Linked DNA regions of Mus musculus: region 1 is linked to region 2. The links are chromatin loops, found by intact Hi-C in ENCODE. Cell type or tissue: gastrocnemius. All regions are shown on one strand.

Region 1 (8,000 bases), 170 kb before region 2:
CAGCTTCTCACTGCCCACAGTGAGCACCATCCCCCACCATCAAAGAGGAGACTGTAGCTGACCTTTGTGGATTCTTCTTTTGCGCCACCCTTCATTCCTCTGGTTTCACCATCTATCACTAGATAGGAAAGAAAGAAGGATAGAGGGACAAGGGTGAGGGGAGATTCCTGAATTTACTTTCTTTCTTCTTGTTTCTTCTTTGTTTGTAGCTGGTCTTGACTACTTGGTGGGTTCTTCTTTTTTACCACCCTTTACTCCCCGCAAACCCCGTTTTGCCCTTCTATCACTAGATAGGAGGAGAGAAAAATAGAGGAAAGAGGGAGAGATGGAGATCCCTGAATCTAAGTTTTTCCTTTTGTTCTTCTTTGAGCACAACTACTAACAAACTAAAACCAAACCCCCTGAATGACCACCAACCACCAACCCTGCTTTCTCAGGGACCTAGCATGCACATATATATATATATATATATATATATATACATATATATATATATATATATATATATATATATATACCCTATGAAAAGTTCCCAGAATTCCACACAAATGTAGAAACTATCTGCAGCTGGCAAAGCCATGTCTCTGCTAGAGCATGAGGCAAATCAGAGTCAACTGCTGCAGAGTCTGAAGCAGCCTGATAGCCCCACACCTGGGGTTAAAACAAAAACACATTCTTATAATATTTCCGTGTTTTTAAAGAAACCCAAATTCCAGAATTCTTCAAGACATCACTACAGGAGACAGGTGTCAATTTTAGTTAATAAACACGCTACTTCCCATGAGGCAAATAAATCTCTCCTGCCAGTGTGGCATTCCTGGAGATTGCAGAATCCCCCTATGAGGTATGGGGAAAGCAGGGGCTTCGGGAAATAAGATAACAAAAAAGCAGAAATCCAGGTCACAGAAATCTATGCTTCATAGCCAAATGAATGCGTAGCAGACTGGTGGAAGAATAAGGAAGTAATACAGCAGCTGAAAGCCCTAGAACCCTCTTTCTCGTTCCCTAGGCTATAGATAAGGCAGTAAGAACTGGATGGCCTGCCTCTCAAAGGCCAGGAGGGTAAAGCAACTACAGTGAGGTCAGGAGCAGCACAGAGGGGCCTTACTAGAGATCAATAGAAGGGGATCGAATGATAACAGTTGAAGGTCTCTAGGCCATAGAGTAAAAATGACAAAACCACAATGTCACTACCCTCTGGGGCTCTCGGGCAGATGACTGGACTCCAGCCTCCAGCCATTTCTTGTCACATGAAGGCCATGTAGTCTTGGCCAGCCTCAATGTTACCATGGGTCTAGTCCAGGTACCTGGCAGGCAGGATCACATTAGTTAAAGCAGGAACCATGCAGGTGATATGGCAGTGACCGTTGACACCAGTGTACTGTGTTATATACTGCCCTGCAAAGCCAACAGGTACTGGAGTTCATATAAGCTGCTGCTGGGCCCGTGGTGACCAGGTTAAGAAGTTCTCAGGAGAAAAGAGAATACAGTTTGGCAAACATTATATAACATCTGCCTTGGGTACCTTCGCAGCCTCCGTAGATCAATACCATGGGTCCTGTGTTGTAGAATGTTATCTCATGTTATCTCCAGCAATAATAACAGACATTACTAGCCTTTACATTTTTATTTATTATATTATGTGTATGCATGATGTGTGTGTGGGAACAAATGCTGTTGCACATGTGTAGCCATTACTATTCTTGTACAAATTATTTACTATTACTATGCAATTACATATTGTGGAGGAGGAGAGCACAGGCTGTAACACGTGTGTGGCTGTCAGAAAACAACATTGTGGTCTTGGTTCTCTCCTTTCATCTTTACAGGGATTCTAGGGATCAAACTCAAATGACCAGACTTGCACATAAAATACCTTTACCTGTTGGTCCATCTTGAGGGCTCCAGTAGCCATTGACAATTTAATTAAGGCACAGAGAGATCATCAAAAATGCTGTGTCTGTTGATATTCCCTTGTAAGAGAGCTTGGAAAGGGTCATTAGAACATCCCTTGAGATTCCAGCCACTACCTCACTCCTAAACCCTGTTCCCAGCTGTTTACGATTCTGTCCCCATGGGCTGGGGAGGTGTTAGCGTAGACAGGACATAGATGGTAAACTGAGAAGGACCACATCTATGCAGCTATGAGAAAGTCATCATCTATGCTATGGTGAGATGTTTTGCTGGCTCTTTGGGGATTACTCATTGCCCTGTAGTAACTCTTTTCCCATACTCCTGTGATAAGTTTGGTTTATCAAGCTTGATATTCATAGAATCTTTTGTCTATTGCTGGTGCTCTGTTGGGATGAAATGCTTGTTCATGCCTCCATAAGAAAAGCTAACACAACACCCTACAGCCTCATGTCATAGTCTGGGGCTTTAAGGGATGCAACGTCCATCTTCTATTCCCAGCTCTCTTCTCTACAACAGCAGACAAATTCCGACTGCATGGTCGTGTCTTCCAAACAGACGCTTCTGAAACAAAATACACTCGTGGAGCTGAATTGTACAAATAACCAAGATCGACATGATCTGCACTGCCAGGAATGTGTTCTGTGACAGGAGCATGCTCTGTCCACCCTGTTCAGCAGGAGGACTGACCCCAGGTGCTGAACACCATCAGCCTGGCTTGACACGCCTAGGTAAACAGGGCCCTCTAGGCTTCCATGCTGAGCTACACAGAACTAGCATTACCAACATAAGGATGACCTCGGGGGATTCAATTCCATGTATCCCAGAAAGCCTTCCTAAGCTAATCAGTAATCACAGCCAGATTTTATGGCATTTTATAAGCTTATTTTTGTAATTTGAAACAACCAAACACAGACATGTATTTTCCAGCAGTCTACCCGCCAATCCCAGGCTGCTAAGCTTCCAGGGTTTTGTGATGTTACCTCAAAGTACCAAAGGACAATTATTGGCGAAAAACAAAAACCAAGAGTAATTTAATGCATAGTGGTCCCTTGCTACAAACGCTTCTCTGACGGGGGAGGGGGACAGTGAGACAAGGGGAGCACTGTGGAGTTGTATTTCCTTTGTCTGACTTCCAAGTCTCCCAATGCACTGTGCTACCTCCGTCTGCACCATAAACATGGCCCTGGACTGCTAACGATGCAGGCTGCTTTGTGAGGCTCCCTTTGAGTTGAGCATCGTAATTAAAATTCACAGCAGATGCTGCTGAAAACATGTAATCTATGCACAGATGAAAAAAAAAAAAAAACGTGAAACAAAGAAATATACCAAGCCTGGCAAACTGCTAAAGAAAAATTTCAAATAACAAAATAAACCGAGAAAGAACAGAGGGAGAAAATTGGCCCATCATCAGAATAAAGATTCCTCTTTGGGGATGCGCTTGGCTCTTTCCTCATGCCCACGGCTCTGCTTACATGGACTCGGTGTGCATCAGGCAATGTTCACCACAGCCTTGGCCTTCTGAAGCCCTGGATTGTTTTCTTTGCCCTGACAACTCTTTTGTTAGCTGCCAGTCTACGTTCTAAAAGGAAAATTGAGGCCCAGTGTTCTGCTCACTCCAGGCACAGGACAGTGGCTGAGAGCCTGTCCACTCCAACCTGGGCAGGGTAGGTCCCACTCCAGTGCTAACTATGTGTAGTTCCTCTCATGTGCTCACTCCATCCTTGAGACCATGCCTTAACCAAAGCAGGTGCTGAGTGGCATATACTGTGTGTAGAATGTAGAGCCCATGTGCAAACCTTACCCCTAAGGTCCTCTGCTTTTCCAGCTCTTATTTTAGGTAACCTTCAATCTGTATGGTGCCTGGGGCATGAGCACATGGAATAGGTCACCAGGTCCTAAGTAGGGAGAGGCATGAGCAAGAGATAGGCTTTTTATTGGTTGAGACTTTATGGTTTATCCCTTTGAGCAGCATGGGTCACCATCTGGACTAGGATGCCATCTGCAGACCAGCTCTCTGGGGACTAACTTGCCAGAACACCAACAGCCTTTCTCATCAGTATCCTCAAGGGTTGGACCAGTTCCTAGACAGAGGAGTGCTGGCCTCATGCAGAAAATCTGGAAATGGCTGAGGTGCCGTGCACTCAGGAGAGTTCACTGTAAGAAACAAGTCTTCGGTCTCACTGGTGTGTGGAGAAAGGCCAAGAACATCTATTGTCCCTATGAAGGAAGTGTCAGGATCACTCACTTCCCATTGAGCTTGGTCTAGAACACACTATACTCATGGAGAAAGAGTCTGGAACACTCACTTTCCCTACAGAGAAAGGTCCTGGAAAGTTCACTGTGCCCGTGGAAGAGGGCTTTTCCGTAAGACATAAGTTCTCCTATCTAATATGGTTATGCTCCTTCAACTGCTCCTCAGTTTCATACAGGGACAAGTGGGCACTGCCCAGGACTAAAGCTCAGCTGGCTGATGTGACTCACAGAACAGGAGCCCCAGCTACAGTCCAGCTACACCTAGAGGGAGCCCTGGGATAGACAGCATCCTGGCTGGGAAGCAGACTTACCTCAGCCCACTCTGGTTGTGGTACTGATGAGTCAACCCAGACAGTTCTGGCACCTAGGGCTGGGATCTGGTTGGACAGAGATCCTGGCTTTCAGCATCCATGTGATGGCTGCATGGCAGGTCAATGAGTTATCATTCACCTAAAGACAGAAATCCAGCCCCAAACTCCTGCCTTCTCTGCAGTCACATCCCGGGGCAGCAGGACCTGCTCCGCCCGCCCTTGTCATTCAGTGCTAGTTGTCTATATCCCCCATTTACCCAGCCCAGGAGTTACACGGTGGAGTGAGCTCAAATTCCTTCTCAGTCCATCTGGGAACAGCTTGTTCATGTAGCCTTTGCCATAGGTTTTCTCTAAATGCATTTCCCTGACTTCAAGTGCAGTTAAAATGTACAGCCGTATATATCGGTGTACAGGCCCAAGAGCAGCATGCTCTATAATTCACAGGCGTACGTACCATCTCCACATGGTCCACGTGGGACCCTCCAGGGCACTCAGAACACCAAGACTCAGCACAAGGTCAATTCACTTTCCAGCAAGGCTGGTGCTCAGAGAAGCAGCGTCAGGATCCTCCAAGGGCCCTGCATTCCCACAGGTCCTCTTCTGGCTTGCTTATGGAAATGACTTCTCTCTGACAAATAAGGGTTCCTGCTAGAGATCTCAGTAACTCTCCCCACTTCAAAAGGTGCTTTTGTTTACAGCCTGCTCTCCCCACATGCAAATGGGAGTGCAGATAGAGATATGATCAGGGTGGATAATTGGAATTTCAAAATATTAAGAACTTAAGAGTTTCAGGGATTTGGTTTTGTAATGGAAACAAATAAAGACTTGCCACACGGGCAAATAAAAGATGGCAGTTAAGGAAGTAGATCTGCATACCAAACATTTCACACCGAGAATTAATCCATAGCAAACTGTTCTAAGTCCACCCTCAATTGGAAGGAGAAAGGGGATGCCTTGACCATCAAGACTGCTAGTCAAATAGCCATTGATCCAACAGAGTCAAGAGCCGCAGGCACCAACAGATCCCCCTGGGGCTGCTGCAAGATGGGTTTCTTGCACTCTATAGCGGTGGGGGAGGGAATTAACCCATTGTTTCCAGGTTTCTATAGCTACACCATCTCTTACTGAACCTGAAGCCCATCCATTCAGAGAGATTGGCTGGTCAGGTAGTTCCAGGCATCCACTATTCTCTTCCTCTGTTGGTGCCGGTTTTACAGATGCCCATTGCTGCATCTGTCTTTTACTTAGATGCTGGGGATCTGAACTCACGTCCCCATGTTTGTGCAGCAGACACTTGCTGAGTCATCTCCACAGCCTCAACATGTCCTTCAAAGGAAAGGAAAGGGAAGTGCATCTCAATATAGACTATGGCACCATCATCTCTGCTAATTGGTCCAGCCTAGGAGCAGCCTCAGAGACCCTTTAGTCTCTGGCCCTTGAGACACCTTGGAACCACACAGCTCTGGGAGGCCATGGTAAAGCAGGGCTCAGTGACCACAGGATCATCTGGAACACTACGAGACCTATCCCATCCTGTAAATCCTGTAAAACCTGTAAATTTTCTTCTTTCCTGCCCCAGCTAGGTGGCCTCCTAACTCCTGACTATGCTGTCTCTTCTGGGCAGCTGTCACCTCCCTTCTGCCCACCTGTGATAATACAGTTTTTGTGTCAACGTGACAGGCTGCCTCAAGCCCGCTAGCAGAGCACCTGGGAGGGCATTTTCAGAAGTAGGGAGCATGTGACTCAAGCAGTGACTGCCAGACAATCCTCTGTAAGCCTGGACGGAAAATTATGGGTAGGGGTGAATCTTCTCTAATTCTGGAGCACTTGGCCCATTGATCTATGGTTCTTAGGCCATGGTAATTATTTTTAATCTGCAATTGTGAATCAATCATTTAGTATCAAAGAGCCAGTCAATCAGTGAAGAGAGAAATTCTTTTGTATGGATACATCAGCTCTCAATTAAAAAAAAAAAAAAAACCTATGGCCTATAGGAAAGGGTAGAATAGAAGGTGGGACATCCGGTAGGCAGAAAGGACACTGGAATAGAGCCAAGCACAGGAAGGTTTGTCCAGGACATGAAAGAGGACAGACACATGAAAGCTGAGCAGGGGTAACCAGCCACATGGCAGAATTTAGATTAGAATAAATGGGAAAATAAGTTATGAGCTAGTCAGAAACCGAGCCAAAGGTTATGCCAAGGTATTTGTAAATATAATAAAGGCTCCGAATTGTTGTTTCTGGGCACAGTAAACTCGCCACAACCAATCAGGTTCCGGTGCCACGGCCCACAGTTGTGCCTTGCCTTCATCTTACTCGAGAATTAATAACACTTCCTTAGCCTTTCTCCACTTTTATCATATTTGGCTGGAAAAAAATCTTTGTCTTGAGCCAAGACGCAAATCTTTTATGAGCTTATATCAAACAGGCTACAATTTGGAGAAAATTATACCACTGAGGAAGGTATTTTTGAATCATGTTATAAAGCCAAAGCCCTCCAGCTCTTCCTGGAAATAACATATTTCCATATTGCCATATTTTGTAAAAATATCTCCTACTTTTCTATTTTCCAATTTTTTCTCATCCTTTCTCAGTTCAGATAACATCTCACTTTGTTACTTATTCAGAAGTAAATAAAATGACATATTTATGTATCTGCTCATGTTTATTATCTATACATGTAAATATATTTTAATTTTTTCCATATCATTATATACCACAGGCTTTCTAAATAAGGAAGCTAATCTTTTTTCTTTGCTTTGCTACATTTAAGTCAGGAGCTAGATATGGAGGCGAACAAAATTGCAGAGACACAAACCCTGAAACAGTACCACACATACCTTCATTATAAGAGAAGTCAGTCACTCCTTAAGCTCTGTAAATATGCTACTGTCATTTGGAAGCAAAGAGCTTTTCCATACAGATGTGATGTATATGGGCCCACTGATCAGATGGCAGAAGATAGGAGCTGAATATCTTCAATCCTTCCAGGTTCCAGCCTCCCCGCTAGTGTCAGTGGATGGCAAGGGAGGCCCCATCCGCAATAGCTGCAAAATTACTTGGCTTCCCCAGAGTCTGAAGCTAAGATGGGTTGAATGGCAGAACAGATACAAAGGCGTGTCCTTCTGATGTGGACGTCTGTGGAGTGATTGTGACATGTGAGGCTGAAGGCAGAAGCCTTCAAAGTCACCATCAAGCCAAGCAAATTCTGGTTCCTAAGAGTAGCTTTTAACAGTAGCCAGAGACGAACTGTTGGCAAGAAGGGCTGTGGGGTTGTAAAGAATGTGGCTGGGGATCTAAATCTGCACCTGAGAGGCCACTGCCCTCTTCTCCCTCCCTCCCTCCTTCCCTCCCTCCCTCCCTCCCTCCGTCCCTCCCTCCCTCCTTCTCCTCTCCTCTCTTCTCCTCTCCTCTCTGTGTCTCTCTGTCTCTGTCTCTTTCTGTTTCTCTAACTCTGTGTGTGTGTGTGTGTGTGTGTGTGTGTGTGTGTGTGTGTGTGTGTATGTGTGTGTGTGTGTGTGT
Region 2 (8,000 bases):
AAACCTTTTCTAGTCACAGCGCCTTTAGACCCACCCCCAATGTCCACAAGACCCATCGCATATAAATATATAAGATAGGCATAACTCAACATAATAAAAATGCAAGCCTAATGTTGATGATAAATCATAAAGAAACTTTTAAAAACTCTTCTTTGGCATACATGTAACTCCACCACTTATTAAAAGTGAAGGGAAATTTGCAAGCTAATGAGATGAGCGTCCTTGTTTGTCTACCACAATGCAATCCAGAGATAAATCAATCTGGTACACACTGAGAAAGGGTGGACTTGTTTTCTATAGTTAAACCTTTACGTTTCTATGCAGGCAGAAGACTTGGTACATACAGTAAAACACCGGAAGTCATAGCATGCAATAGGCTGCAGTCTTCACTGGAGGGTTTCCGGTAGCATCTGCTTGCGTTGCACAGTGGAACATCTTGTGAGCTGGAAGAGCCTGGGCAGTTCAGTGTTGTGTGTTCAGAATCAAGGTGGCAGTGAAGCCATGTGGCACAGCACAGTCAAGCATTGCCAGCAACACCCTGACTTTATGGAGCATTTTATTTGAAATGAATTTTTGGTGATTGCATGGTTGGAAACCATTGATAAATTTTTAGAGATTACACACACACACACACACACACACATACACATACTTAGTTGCCTTAAAGACTGGTAAACCAGTTTAAAAAGCATTTTTCTAAAGAAGCTTTGTTCTAGAGAAGCTCCCATAAAGTAGGAGGGGTTGGAAACCCTGAAATCGACAGCCAAAACGCAGAAATCTGTGGGGCCAATGGCCTCATTTGCAGCAATGCCCTTGTTACAGGACCTTACTCTCCACCAAGGCTCTGAGCTGTCCCAGATGGATGGCATCTGAATTGAGCTGATGTCAGCCCCTCACTACCCCTATATATTAGAATTGCTATTGAGCAAACTGCAGAAACAAGCACAGGGAGTCCCACCTTCATCCCTGTCACAAGCTCCAACCAAGCACTCAGAGACAGAGCTGAGGCTGCCCAGGGGCAGGGCTCCTACTCCTAGCACGTGGTTTTAGAACCTGCCACAAAATCAGGACTCTTTGAAGGAATCTACCTTCCGGCAGTAGAGGTCCAGGAACTCCTTCAGTGATAACTGAGAAACAGGATCAAAGCTTCATTTCAACAATCAAAGAAAAACAGAGCAGGAGAGATGTGATCGGACTGTTAGTGTGATAAAAGGCATTAATGACATATCTGGGAGACAGAAGCCCCCATTTCTTTCCTAGAGCCCATGAGGTTCTCCAGGACTTTGCTATTCCTGGAATTCATTAATTAAACCTAATTAGGTCTACCAGCCCAGAGGAGGCCCTCCTCCGCATGCTCAGGGTTAGCTCAAGGGCTAAGAAGCTGGGGTTTTAATTTGTAGACCTTACTTCTAGGGAGAGAGGAATGTCTGAGAAGGGCATCCTGAGGGAACCATGGTGTAGCTGCAACTTAAGGAGAGGTGACCAAAGGACCCAGGCTCCTCAGCTCCACCCTCAGGAGTCAAACAGGGAAAGAATCGCTCAGTAAAACACTGAGCAAATCCAAAGTCCTCCGAGAGGGGAGCATGATGGTGCCACTACGTGTCCTATACCAGGCAGTCTGCCCACTGAGGCTCCGGACCCACTACAGAGAAGAACTGAGAAGTCAACAGTTCAGGACGGCAGCTCCGAGCCCGCCCGCTCCTTCCTCCACATTTACCGTTTCTCCCTTTGTCAGCTATTATCCATGCCACTGGCTTCACAGAATGTTAAATCCTCAATTAGTCTAAATAGCACACGTTCCACTGTACTCCAAAGTTCTGTGTTGGCTACCAACCTTCATTAATATTAATTAAAGCAAAGGTGGGACAAGGGGCCTTTGATCAACTAAAACCTACACCTGGAAGAGGCAGTCATACATAATGCTGTGTCAGTCCTGAGCCACCATCACAGGGCTACCAAGCAGACCCAAGGCTGGTGGAGATCGTCGGACAACCTTGTCGAAGTCTTTTGCAGGATAACTTTGTCCCTGAAGCTGAGCCTAACAATGGGCTCATGTCACAGTCTATCTTGTCTGACCAATTCGTCCTCTCCTATCAGGTTGCTGGCTGGCGAGTGTTCTCTGTGAGGACAGGGCACTCCCCTCAGGTGGAGCACCGCACCGCCATTTCTGAGGACAGGTTCTACTCTCCAGCTGCAGACCTGGCTAAGCTCTCTCTGTCTGTGATGATCTATTGCTTTAAATGTCCATTAACTGTATAGTTCTTAACATGATTGGGCCAGCCCCCCAGTAATCGGGACTGAGGCCCACTAGATTTATTTATTCAGCTTTAGCACAATTACTGGCTGAATTACCCCTCATCTATTTTTCCAACAATAGATTGACTCCATCTCCAGCTACATTCCCTGAGTACTTACTGTGTGAGTCTCACCTGGGTTATTTCTGCTCCATCAGTCTATCCTCAGGGGGCATTTCACTAAGGCACGTGTTCCTGATCTAATGGAGACCTCCTGCCCCGTAACAGAAGCCCTACCTACTTCTATTCTCTCTAATAATTTGCTATAGCCACTTTTATTTAACTGATCACTTTAAATTAGGGAGCAAGGTTTACACAACGAATGTCAGTGTATGTGAGAATTCACTCATCTGAGGACAACCAGATCTTGGGGCTCAGAACTTAGCATTTGTATACACAGCACTGGACCAAACCCCAACACTGATCTGCACACAGGAGCTACAGGCAAGGCCAAACTGTAGCAGATAAATGAGATTTAAAGATGAGCTGTGCAGTCAGTAACCTGCTCCCATGCACACAAAGCCCTACTCCTCCAGGGTGGTTAGCATGGCTGGACCAGAGGGTCTCGGGGATATACACAGGATGGCACTAGGACTCAGAAAACCCTAAACAAATCATGCATACTGGACCTATATATGGCACCTACGTTCTGCCCCTTGGCCAGTACCTTTCTCCTCTCAACCTCAGGATCACCTCCAAACCAGAGATTACCTCCGTACCAGCCCATCAGTGCAAGCTCTTCCTTATAGCCTTCAGCCAACAGACTGTGTGGAGCTTTGCCTACTCTCTGCATTCCCTTCCAGGATGTCCTTGTTCCTCTGTGTGCTCCCAGCCCCAGCCCAAATGCACACACAGTCTGAACACTCAAGGACTATTAACTTAAACTGAATCTAGGATCTGTAGCCATTAAACCTAAAAGCCAGAGTGCTGTATTCCAGGGGTCCCCAAAGCCAGGCCCTGGGCTGCGTGGATCCTCTTCAGCATCTGTGTGCAGGCTCCTAACAGGAGCGGATGGCTACAGCTTGGCTGGTATCATTCAGTTACCCTCATCAGCCAAAGTGCTAAGTGTCATTTCCTAGTTCCACAAATGTGCTCAAAGTCTTCATTTGGAAAATTGAATTACGTTAAGAGATTCTGCTTCCACACAGCCAGAGATAGGAGTGGTACATATATATGTCAGCAACAAAATCAAATCGCATTCCCAAACGCCGGCTTGGGGAGTTTTAATGCTTTCTCCATAGTCTGCTTTCCTTCCAAAAAAATATTTCTCACACATTGGCTAAATATCATCTTAACTTCGAAGGTTTGGATTAAATGTATTGATTTTTGCAGAAATATATTCCAGGCATCATATTCCAAGACCCTCTTGTCATCATAGAAAAGAACGGAAATTTTAAAATACATTCTTTTATAAAAGAAAAATTATGTTTAGGCTAGATAAATCTTTTAACTGCAAAATATGCTCACAATGATATACCAGTCCATTGCAAAGTGCTGTAAAGTTTTTTTACTTTATTCCAAAGTTCTTGCTTTTATACAGTAAGTCAGTCCCATGACTGAGTTTCTGCCGGTACTTTGTACACTTCCAGGCGAGACTCTCGGGAGGCACATTCTGCTGTCTCTGTAACAGTCCAGACGTTCTTCTTTCTCACTGAAGCTTAAGCACCGGGGCTTTGGGCTGATCTTCCCAGGGTGTTGTCTTTATTGAGAGGCTATGTAAAGAACATGTGCTCTAATGGTTAATCTTGCTTGTCAGTTTGATAGGGTTTGGTCATTAACCTCTGAACATGTCTGCAAGAGATCTTCCAGATTGAGTTCATGTAAATAGGAAGAGCTACCCTAAATCTGAGTGACACCATTCTGAGCGCTGGGGTCTCTGGCTGAATAAAACAGAGTATTGCGACGGGCTGGAGAAATGGCTCAGTTGATAAGGGCACTTGCTGTTCCTCCAGAGGACCCGAGATAGGCGACAGTTTTAGGGAAAATAAGCCACACCTGTTCTCACACGGAGCCCTGCTTTGTGCCTGGTTGATGAGGATAAACTGGGGGCTAGGTGGATGCTTCAGCCTCCTGCTTTCCTGTGTGTCCAGCATCAAGCAGAGGTGGCAGGTCCCTGGAGGTGGTGTGTGCTGAAACTGTGTCTAGAGCGCCTCCTAGTGGGAACATGCAGCGTGATCGCTGACACACTGAGGATCTGGAGCCCGGCTTCCCTGAGCTCCAGAGCTGGATCAGCGCACCACTCCTAACCTAACCCTGAAGACTCAGAAGGGAAGGTGCCTGCTCTCCTCATAACTCAGGCTTTCTCGAAATTTGCATACTGTTTCTGAGGTCACATTTGTGAATTTAAAGAAAGGAAGAAAGGAAGAAGAGAAAGGAGGAGAGGAGAGGAGAGGAGAGGAGAGGAGAGGAGAGGAGAGGAGAGGAGAGGAGAGGAGAGGAGAGGAGAGGAGAGGAGAGGAGAGGAGAGGAGAGGAGAGGAGAGGAGTAAAGTTCTCCATAGCTTTTTAGTGTTTGTTCCGTTTCTGGTTTAGAAAAAACATATATATCGCTGAGGGTAAAACTCAGAGAGAGACGCAGCAAACAGCTCGCCACAGCCCAGTCCGCAAGGCGCTGTAGGAAAGTGCCAGAAGAATAAAGAGCCACAAGGCCAGGGCGTCCTCCTCCTGAAACCAGATCCAGTCCGATCCCAAGTTTGGCAGGAGCCAGTGGGGTGATTAGAAGGGAGAACGAACTGGGGACCTGTAACAGTTATTGATGTTGGAGAAAAAGGGCTACCCAGACCCAGCCGTGAGTATTGGAGGTAAAGAAGGATAATGCCAGCCCCTGAGACACCCTCCCAACAGTCACCATGCTGCGCACTTTCCCATCAAGGAACCATCCAACCTCTCTGTGACAGCAACGGCTCAAGGCGAGATGTGGAAATAAACAGCTCTCCATTGATAGTGGCCGCAAAGGAGATGCCCTGGGTCTAGCTCCTAGATGTATGAATGTGGGTGTGCTTAGAAAGAAGGGCCTTGCTCATCTAGCCACATTACAAAAGAACAGCCAGCCGGGCAGTAGTGGCACACGCCTTTAATCCCAGCGCTTGTGAGGTAGAAGCAGGCGGATTTCTGAGCTCGAGACCAGCCTGGTCTACAAAGTGACAGCCAGGGCTATACAGAGAAACCCTGGGCTGCAGAGAAACCTTGTCTTGAAAAAAACCAAAACAAACAAACAAACAAACAAAAGAACAGCCTGATTTAAGGTAGATGCTCTGCCCAGTGAATGGTGCCTTTATAAGACAAAGAATGCTAGGGCTGGCAAGATGCCTCAGTGGGTAAAAGCACTTGCCACAGACATCAGACCTGGAACTAGATCCCTAAAACCCATTTAAAAAAGCCAAATGTTGTGGTACACATCTATGACCTCAGTACTCCTAAGGCAATAAATGAGACAGAGGCAGGAGTACCATCCACAAGCTACAAACCAAGCTACCCTGGAGTATGCAATATGGCAGAAATTCCAACAAAGATGGACAGCCAAAGGTTGTTCTCTGACCTCTACATACTCCCACAATGCACATACATAGACACACACCGACTCACATACATACATACACACATGCATACATACACACATGTGCATACACACAAAAACAAATTTATAAACAAGAAAAACAAAATAAGGAGTGTAAGAGGAAGGAAAGGGCATTTTAGCAGATGGATATAATAGATGTATGAAGATAGAGGCAGACCAGAGAGGTTGAAATATAAGCCGAGGATTGTGGGTGGTAGCCAGAAGCTTCGAGAGCTGTGAAGCAGATTCTTCCCTAAACCCCAGAAGAAGCAGTCCTGCTGGCACCTTGACCTGGACTCTGCTGTGCAGAGCTGTGTGGCCGTGGGTCTCTGTGGTCTTACATCCCCTGGTCCTCGGCAATGTGTTGCAGTCACTCCAGGGAGCCTGGCAGGTTAAGAAGCAGAGCACTTGACAAGTGGAACTTTAACTAGACCCTGTCTTCCCGAGCAGGCTGTGTGGGAGCCTGTTGTCATGGAGAAGACAAGCAGGGCATTCCTGGACAGTGTGGTGATGGTTGACAGCTGGTGACCAGCCCTTTCATTTCTAGAAAGGCTAAGGAAGCTATTGGGGAACATCTGTCACATGAACAACTGTCACTGTACCTTGGTGGGTAACAGAAAGTACTGGGTAAGCTATCTGACTCCCTCTGCATCCTTCAGGGGAGGCACCTGCACTCCCTGGCCATCCCAGGAGCCTTCTTAAATCCTTCAGAACACCTTCCCAATACTCTTTCAGTCTTGAAGCAGCCCCAGCTGCTGCACAGAGGTGATTCCCAGGTGACATGTGCCAGTCTACTCTCATGGGAACCTAGCAACCTATGCTCATACCATCTAACCTGCAGCCTGATCTAGGTCAGCGATTAGCCCTGATTTGTCTCGAAGGGAAGGGTTGAACTCGGGGACTTGTGCATGCGACATGTATGCTCTCTCACTGACCTACATCCTTGTGTTCTGAGACACAGTTTTGCTATATAGAACCCAGCTTGTTCCATAGCCCACCCTAGTTTTTTGGGGTGTTTTGTTTTGTTTGTTTGTTTGTTTGTTTAAGGAATGGCAGCAGTATTGAAGCCTGAGCGGAGATAAATAAGCCTGATGTGGGGACCTGAGCGAAGATAAATAAGCCTGATGTGGGGACCCAACTGTTCTCCACTCCGTGCTTTCCCATTGGAGAGATTCAGGTATGATGGTCAGCGCTCACCCAGCTAGCCTTGCCTCCCAACTGGTCCCTGCCGTCCTCCGTCCTCCGTCCTCCGTCCTCCGTCCTCCGTGACAAGCATAATAACAAAGGCCCATTTAGAAGAATGCTCTCTTAATTTACCTGGTTAATTAAGATAGTGTGGTCTGCAAAAAGAAATAATTCAAGTTGACATTTTCAATTTATCGACAATAAAATACAACATTGAAAACAATTTCAGGTAATTTGTTGAAAACCTAAATATAACGTCACATTCTGAAAACATTTTTTTTTTTTCAAAAAGAAAAAAGAAAAAAAAAGTGACACACAATTAACCAAGCCACATTCCTGAAGGGATAATCTGTCCTTAAAATGCAAGGTGACTCCTGGAGAAGCCAGCACAGTGGCACAGTGCTCCTGACAGGATCTGACACCAGACTATCTTTAGGCTTAATTCCCATCTGGTGTGGAAAATCACCCATGGAAACCTTGTTTTCAGAGTCCAGTGAAGGACATGTCACCTGCCACCCCCCCCCAGGAGTCCTCCCCTGTCAAAAAAATCTCCAGAGTGGGAGATATATTCCATTTGACCCAAACCTCCATCTGATACCTGCAGAGATACAGTCAACTGGTTACCACCATGCCATCCCACTGGCATTGTCCCCAACTCACACCATAGCTCCAGTGTGCCCCAGGTGGCCCTGCTATGTGGTCTAACATTGAAACTGAAAGCATCTGGGTGGTGGCCAATCTGTCCAGCGTGTCCAGGGCTCCAGCTAGACTACAACCAGCCCCTTGACCTTGGTCCTGACCCTGGGCCTCAGGCATCCATCCTCCTTAGCCTTGCTTGGGTTGGCAGTCTTCTTCCTAACCTGGTCTCAGTCGGGCCCTCCTGGCACCTGCTCCAGAGGAAGTATCAGCTCCTATGCAGGGCTTGGAGATCTTTATTCCAGCGCTGTAGGCAGGTACCTTAAGTGG

What was found. Peaks named below come from ENCODE experiments on the same cell type or tissue, not always from the same donor. Only the 100,000 strongest peaks of a DNase experiment are listed, where the experiment ranks them.
Region 1: it touches region 2 in a loop (5-fold over the local background); 26 of 42 quality-filtered maps call a loop at or near these places.

What each region holds. Positions count from the first base shown.
Region 1 is chr7:137,769,189-137,777,188 of GRCm38, reverse strand. No RefSeq gene overlaps it. Among named protein-coding and RNA genes, the nearest start is that of 4930570E01Rik, 120 kb to the right of the region's middle. In gastrocnemius, no CTCF peak of the experiment used is centred here; DNase peaks (open chromatin) are centred at 3,034, 3,472 and 3,951.
Region 2 is chr7:137,599,692-137,607,691 of GRCm38, reverse strand. No RefSeq gene overlaps it. Among named protein-coding and RNA genes, the nearest start is that of Gm51411, 50 kb to the left of the region's middle. In gastrocnemius, a CTCF peak has its summit at 4,440 (motif pointing left); DNase peaks (open chromatin) are centred at 4,438 and 7,738.